2 separate regions of the Homo sapiens genome follow, and region 2 is linked to region 1. The links are chromatin contacts, found by Hi-C in ENCODE. All regions are on one chromosome and are shown on one strand. Each heading gives the region's core, a stretch centred on a gene start or an enhancer-like site at or near the end of the contact. The rest is flanking DNA. Distances are from core to core; before and after follow the strand shown. Region 1 holds the start of TCP11L1 (t-complex 11 like 1). Region 2 overlaps HIPK3 (homeodomain interacting protein kinase 3).

What was found. A loop is a pair of places that touch in the nucleus more often than their neighbours do. Pooled maps may share reads with other maps.
Region 2: a loop to region 1 is called in a map of right cardiac atrium, with 5 times the contacts of the local background. The contact joins the enhancer-like site here to the promoter of TCP11L1 in region 1. A Hi-C loop is called at or near these places in 1 of 168 maps with a recorded cell type or tissue (right cardiac atrium), 1 of 37 single-sample maps with no recorded cell type and 9 of 50 pooled maps.

The regions. Positions count from the first base shown.
Region 1 is chr11:33,037,892-33,041,405 of GRCh38, reverse strand. It overlaps TCP11L1 (t-complex 11 like 1), which reads right to left and starts at 1,834. Exons shown (of 10, transcript NM_018393.4): 1 at 1,614-1,834. RefSeq lists enhancers at 1,014-1,333, 1,814-2,163, 1,884-2,431 and a silencer at 1,434-1,833.
Region 2 is chr11:33,328,006-33,331,845 of GRCh38, reverse strand. HIPK3 (homeodomain interacting protein kinase 3) reads right to left here. Exons shown (of 17, transcript NM_005734.5): 3 at 3,213-3,336. Among named protein-coding and RNA genes, the nearest start is that of KIAA1549L, 46 kb to the left of the region's middle. Within about 2 kb of position 1,930, at least 2 of the 41 ENCODE cell types and tissues checked have a DNase peak (open chromatin) inside an H3K27ac peak, as active enhancers do.

The DNA of each region.
Region 1 (3,514 bases), core at 585-3,084:
CCAACACCCCACTGGAGACACCCATCTCCTCTGTGTCCTAAATCCTATTAGGGTCAGGAAATGCTCCAAGATCCAAAGGATAACATTACCAGCATATTCTGTGAGAAACGACAAACAAAACGCTGCTAATTTTATTATCTTCACATGCTGAGAAGGAGCCCAGGAGGGATGAAGTAATTCATTCTGTGCAGTGAGGAGGAAAGGGAGGATTTCTAGGTCTCTAATGCTCAGCTTAGTAAACTAACCCCATCCTTAAGATTGAGTTCAAGTCCTGTCTCTTCCCAGGACACTTCCCGGACCTCACCAGTGATTGCACCTTTCTCAACTCCTGCAGGGCTGGCTAGTTGACATTTGGCATTTGTCACTGCCTTAAATTCAATTCAAAGCGTGCTTATTTAAATAGAAAGATGCAAATACATAGTCTAGAGGGGGAGGCAGACAGGCTTACAAGGAGCCATAATGAAACTTAAGTGGCATTATGAAATTGCCCAGGGAATATAGCAGAGGAAGAAACTAACTCTGCCTGGGAGGAGATTGAGAAAACCTTCCCAGAAAAGATGACATTTGAACTGATCTTTAAAAGGAGTAGGATTTCACCTAGTTAAAACATGTCTGGAGGGGGAGAGGAGGGGGAGAGGAGGTGAAAAGGAGGGCATTTCACTCAGAGGGCAGAAGCCAAGGCACAAGAAAATGAGAAAAGGAAGTGGCTAGAGATGATGGAAAGATGCGTTGGGGCCAGATGGTAAAAGTGCTAGTTTTTATTTTAAAATTCCCCACCTAGATTTCGAACTTCTTAAGAGCCAGGACCAGTCATATTCCCCACTTATGCTCCATCTGTATATCCCCCAAATAGACACCCACAAGTATCTGTTGATAGAGATGAATCCCTACGTCATCTCTGTGATGTCACTGTATCTGGGAGGCTGGGCGTTGGTTTCAGACATACCTGGGCCCCAATTCTGGCTCTTTACTAGCTGTGTAACTTCAGTGTCCTCCTCTGTAAAACACAGCTACCTACCTGCTCGGTTTGGGGGGAGATGAAACGAGGGATTGTGCACGGCAGGCCTTCTACAAATGGTAACTCTAATTAAAGGGCTCTAGGATGCGGCCACGAACCATTTAATTTGCTTATATCGCGCGCATCCATTCAACCCCCACTGTGTCTAAAAAGAGAGCCGAGGGGAGGAGGATCCTCGCACTTGCCAAGAAGACGGTCATCCGTCGGCGCTGCACGCGGGCCTAGGCTGGACACAAGAGGCTCCCCAGCAGAAAGGGTCTTTCGGCAAAAGAAAAAAGGGGCTCTGTCCCCCGGCGCCGGGAATCCCCTCCTCTGGCACTGAGCTCCACTCGCGCCCGGCGTCCGGATTCCGTTGTAAACAGCTGTTCAGGCCAGCGAGGGAGTGGCAGGGCCGGGAGTAGGGGAGGACGCGGGCGCGCCGAGAGGACAGCCTCGAGGGGTGAGCTCCACCCGCCCGCGGACCCCGCCTCTTCCTCGCCTGCCCCCGACATCCCGGGATGGGATCCGACGGGAAGAGGCGAAGAGATGCCTGCGACTTGGACCGCGCGCCTCCCGGACGGGCCCCGCCAGCCTCCGCCCCAGCTCCCGCTCTCACCTGCCACGGAGTCGGCGTTCTCCCTCCTGCCGCTCCCGCCGCGAATCAGGCGCGGGCTGGCGCCGCGGCGGAAGCCGGAGGGATGCGCGGCAGGCAGGGGCGGTTCAGCCTCTGCCCCTCCGAGGCCGCATCCCTCGCCACGCGGCGGGCGGTCCTCCCAGCCCGACTCGGGTGGGCAGCGGTCAGAGCGGCCGCTTCTCAGCATCAGGAAGGAGGAGACTGCTCTTGGCCGGGAGGCGCCAGCCCAATATAGGGCAGCGCCATGTCTTCGTACGGAAAGGCGGGAGGGTCTTTCCCCTGCTTGCCGAAGGGGTTCAGTAAGCGGTGACTCGCAGCTGGGCGGCGCCGTGTTTCCTCAGGGAGAGGTGGAAAACATGGCCGATGACCGCTCAGGGGGCTCCGTGGCCAGTGGCTCCCAGCCAAGAGTCGCCCGCCGCACGCAGTGAGGCGCCATGTTTTCGTACGGAAACGCGAGAGGCATGGCCGAGTGCCCGCCGATGAGTCTCAGCTGGCGGTGGCTCGAAGCTGGGGATGGCCCGCCCCTAGGCGCCATGTTTCCATACGGAAAGACGGAACGCGCGCCGCATCCCAGCCGCTGGTGCGGGTGACGCGAGGAGAAAGGGAGGCGGAGAAGGCGCGGGTCAGTCAAAAGAAGGAATAAGAAGCCATTGCATCTGAAACCTTCCCCGCCCGTTCTTTGAAATTTAATTTTGCCATCCTGTTTGTAGCTACACAAAGTTTATTCCCCTTCTCTCATTTCCTCAGCTTTAAAAAAAAGTTAGTCCGGGCGCAGCAGCTCACGCCTGTAATCCCAGCACTTTGAGAGGCCGAGGCGGGCGGATCACGAGGTCAAGAGATCGAGACCATCCTGGCCAACATGGTGAAACCTCGTCTTTACTAAAAATACGAAAATTAGCTGGGTGTGGTGGCGCGCGCCTGTAGTCCCAGCTACTCGGGAGGCTGAGGCAGGAGAATCGCTTGAATCTGGGAGGCGGAGGTTGCAGTGAGGCGAGATCGCGCCACTGCACTGCGGCCTGGAGACAGACCGAGACTCTGTCTCAAAAACAAACAAACAAAAAAAAACTACAAAAAAGCAGATGGGGTGACATTGGTGCTTTCAAACACTGCTTCTAAATAGATCACATGTGGGTAGTTATTGCTAACGTATTGAAGGCCGAGTGCAATACCAGACCCTCAAACCATTTACTAACTTGCACATTAAAGTCTTTGCTTTAAAAAAAAAAAAAAAAAGACAAAAACAGAAGTTCTCTGGTGAAGATTCACTTTTTGGAGGAAAAAACACCAAAAACCCTTAAGATACTCAACTAAATGGAACTGTTAAGATCTACAAAGAATGGCTGGGCGCGGTGGCTCACACCTGTAATCCTAGCTCTTTGGGAGGTCGGAGGTGGGTGGATCACAAGGTCAGGAGTTCGAGACCAGCCTGGCCAATATGGTGAAACCTCGTTTCTACTAAAAATACAAAAAAATTAGCCGGGCATGGTGGCATATGCCTGTAATCCCAGCTACTTGGGAGGCTGAGGCAGGAGAATTGCTTGAATCCGGGAAGCAGAGGTTGCAGTGAGCCGGGATCGCACCACTGCACTGCAGCCTGGGTGACAGAGTGAGATTCCGTCTGAAAAAAAAAAAAAAGATCTGCAAAGAAAACATGCAGTTCTTCTGAGTCTAAACTCGTACCATTAAGTCTCTAGTGTTTTTCAGCCCTGACTACAAATACAACTTGGAATCTCAGGGGCAGGGGTTGGAAAAGTATCATCCAAAACTCCGGGGAGGGTGATGCCAGACAAGTTTTAAAAGCTCCCTGGGGAAGCAGGCTAGAACCTTCCTTAAAAGATTAATATGGCTGGGTGCAATGGCTCACGCCTGTAATCCTAGCTCTT
Region 2 (3,840 bases), core at 681-3,180, 290 kb before region 1:
GTGTGTACTTCATAGGGTTGTTACGAGCATTAAATGAGTTAATATAAAGTGTTAACAGCAGTTCCTAGTACATAAAAGAGCTCAGTAAGCATTAATTAGTTAATATTACTATTGCCCACTGCACTGCCACTGTAAGGCAAAAAATAATAATTAGAAAAAAACTGCCAGGCCAGGTGCAGTGGCTCACACCTGTAATCCCAGCATGTCTGGAGGTCCAGGCGGGAGGATGGCTTAAGCCCAGGACTTTGAGACCAGCTTGGGCAACATAGAGAAAGAGACCCCATCTCTACAAAAAATTAAAAATGAGTCAGGCATGCTGGTGCACACCTGTATCCCCAGCTACTGGGCACAGCCTGAGGTAGGAGGATTCCTCGAGCCCAGTAGTTCAAGACTGCAGTGAGCTATGATCATGCCACTGCATTCCAGCCTAGATGACAGACTGAGACCCTGTCTAAAAAAAATACCAACTCCCCAGTTGGGGTGTCCAAGTATATCTAGGCAGCTGATTACTGGAATAAGGAACAGATAATAGAGAGAGACATACCCTACTGGTGGCCCTTTCACATCCTAACATTAGGTGATCACAATCTAGCGAGATGGGGAAAATCTATGAAAGTCAAACACATTAATAAACAGACTAAAGCTGTTCTGAGAAACATATGTGGCCAGGCGCAGTGGCTCTTGCCTGTATTCCCAACACTTTGGGAGGCCAAGGTGGGTGGATCATTTGAGATCAGGAGTTTAAGACCTGCCTCGTCAATATGATGAAACCCCATCTCTACTAAAAATAAAAAATTAGCCAGGCATGGTGGCACACACCTGTAGTCCCAGCTACTAAGGAGGCTGAGGTGGAAAAATTGCTTGAACCTATGAGGCGGAGGTTGCAGTGAGCCGAGATGGAACCACTGCACTCAGGCCTGGGCGACAGAGTGAGACCCTGTCTCAAAAAAGAAAAAGAAAAAGAAAAAAGAAAAACATATGTGAACATTTTAACAAGTGCAAAAAAAAAAGCACTTGAAAGTCCTAAACCAAGTTAAGACTGATAGGGAAAAAAAAAAAAATTATCAAAATTTATCAAAGCCTTTATAACAAATACCATGCTTGAAAATGAGCTTAAAGTCCCAGATTAGGGCCAAAACAAAGACGCCCACAAAATCACTACAATTTATTTGCTTTGCATTCATGTATTTTGTAAAATATTTTAAAACATTGAACTGTGGGCGGGGCACAGTGGCTCACGCCTGTAATCCCAACACTTTGGGAGGCTGAGGCAGGCAAATCACAAGGTCAAGAGTTCGAGACCAGCCTGGCCAACATGGTGAAACCCCATCTCTACTAAAAATACAAAAATTGGCCGGGCATGGTGGTGTGTGCCTGTAATCCCAGCTACTCAGGAGGCTGAGGCAGAAGAATCGCTTGAATCCGGGAGGCGGATGTTGCAGTGAGCTGAGATCACGCCACTGCACTCCAGCCTGGGCGACAGAGCAAGACTTCATCTCAAAAGAAAAAAGAAAAACAAACAAAGACAAAAAAACCCCACTGAACTGTGAGACTATTGATGCTATATGCCAAGGGCCAATGACTTTTTTTAATCCCTTTGGTAATATACATCCTGAAAACATTGTCAATCTGGATCAGATAATACCTGTTCCAAGTTTAGTTTAAAAAAAACAAACATTCATTATAAAATTTAGAAAAACTGAGTTTTGGTCAAGGCTTTGTCTTTAAAATTACTATTGTGACTTTTGACAAGTGAATTCATTTTTCTGGGCCTCAGTTTTCTCCTTTATAAAATGAAAAGGGGGCAGTTACTGGGTAATCTCTGGGGTCCTTTTCAATACTAATATCAGTTGTCCAAGATGAACTGTGAAGTCCTAATCGAGTATAATAACAAATCAACTTGAAATTGCCACTAGAGGGTGTCCTGCTCCAGGGCGGTATGCATGCCATAGGCTAATCTACAAAGCCAAGGGTGTATTTCTAGCATTTTACTGGTGCCTCAGTATTCCAACAGCTAAAGGATTATGGGACTCTGATTCAATTACTAACTCGTTCAGAACTGACGGTAGTCTTGCATCTGTATCAAAGCTAGTAATTGGGTAGAAAGCTGAAAGAAGACAGGATGTATGGAAAATTTTACAGAAACCCAGTGGAATTCTGAACATGGAGGAGGGAAGGTAGAGAATATGGAAAACCTAACCTAAAAGGGAAGGTTCATGGATGATGACAAGAGATTAAAGTCAATGATAACATCTAATCTAATAATCAGTATTAAATGACAGAGTCATCTCAGGAACATTTAAGTCACCTAAATTAATTACCTCTCTTTTTCCTCTTGATAGAGAAAATAGCCCTAAAATACAAGGCTATAATCATGATTATGTAATAGGTGCTTTAAATTCTTCTATTTTCTATTTTTTCTTGCTTGAAAGTTAAATATCATCTAAATAAAAATATTCACTAATCAGAATGACAAAATTAATGTAACTACTTTGTTGATTTTGACTAGCATTTTCTATTAGAATGAGTTGAGTACATTATCTCAAAGATACTCAAAGAATAATAAATAAGATGGCAGTTTCTCCAAAAAATAATCTTGGTATTAATATTTAAGACTACTAGCACACAACACTGTTTAATAGTACAGAAAGGCTAATGAATATACCTGAAAACTACCATGAAAAGTGTGCTTAATAAGGTAATTTGCTGAATTCTACCGAGAATCATTAAACAGTGCTAAAAGAGAATTTCAGCACCACTCAAAACAGCTAAAAAGACTGAGAAGAGTTCAAGTTACTGAGGTATTTAAAACACCAATAATGGCAGTTGGTTTAAGACCAAAAGTTATAACGCCTTTTAGGAGCTTTTATGCCTTGGGAGGGGCTGACGTTTCACACATCAAAGTTTGTCACCCAAGCAAAGCACAATTAATTAAATGGACACACAATCCAACCTTTTATATGTTTACAGTATAAAATTTTCCCAATAATTTTACAAAACTGGTTTTGAGATTCTATAGGCTGTAACTTTATGAAAACTTACTTCAGCATTATAAAACAGTTTTCAAAATCAATTCTACAAGATCCCAGATTCTGCCACTTTATGTTAAAAAGACTTTCCAGTGTATTGTACACCTGCAGCCATGTGTTCCTGTAAGTCTGTTATTATTCTTTACTTTTTACCAATTCTATTAGATTATCATTATTTGTTACCTGATCATACTCCAAGGCTCCTGGGTAGAGCGGCCATCCAAGAAATAATTCTGCAATCACACATCCCAATGACCACATGTCTATGGCTTCACAAAATGGCAACCCCAATATAATCTCTGGAGCTCTGAAATTTAAAATTAAAACAAAAATCAGGGTGGTTTTTCTCTAAAATTACCTAATTTCAACTGGCATTCTAGGAAGTTGGTAAAATGACAGAGGTATCACATTCTATGTATAGGAACTCTTCACTATTTCAGAACTCTTTGAAACCTAGACATAATCCTGAATTAATCTGAAAGGGGTACTATGAGTACAACATTTCTATAATAAAGTCTCTTCCACTGTAATCCTTTTCCCTTATAGTTTTACTAACATAACATTTTTTGAAAAAGGAAAAACATACATCTTGTTTTTAAGACTACAGCAGATCAGAAATAACACAATAGGAAGAGAACTGGCAAACTATTAAATACATACTATGACATCAGCAGAACTGAAAACCAGACATTGAGAGAGAAAACAAAAACAAAGCAAAATCCTCAAAGGCTAAAAGTGAATCTAGACCTAGATATTACTTCAGAATACAGTAATAAATATTTACCTAATTGGAGCCATTAGTCATCCAAGA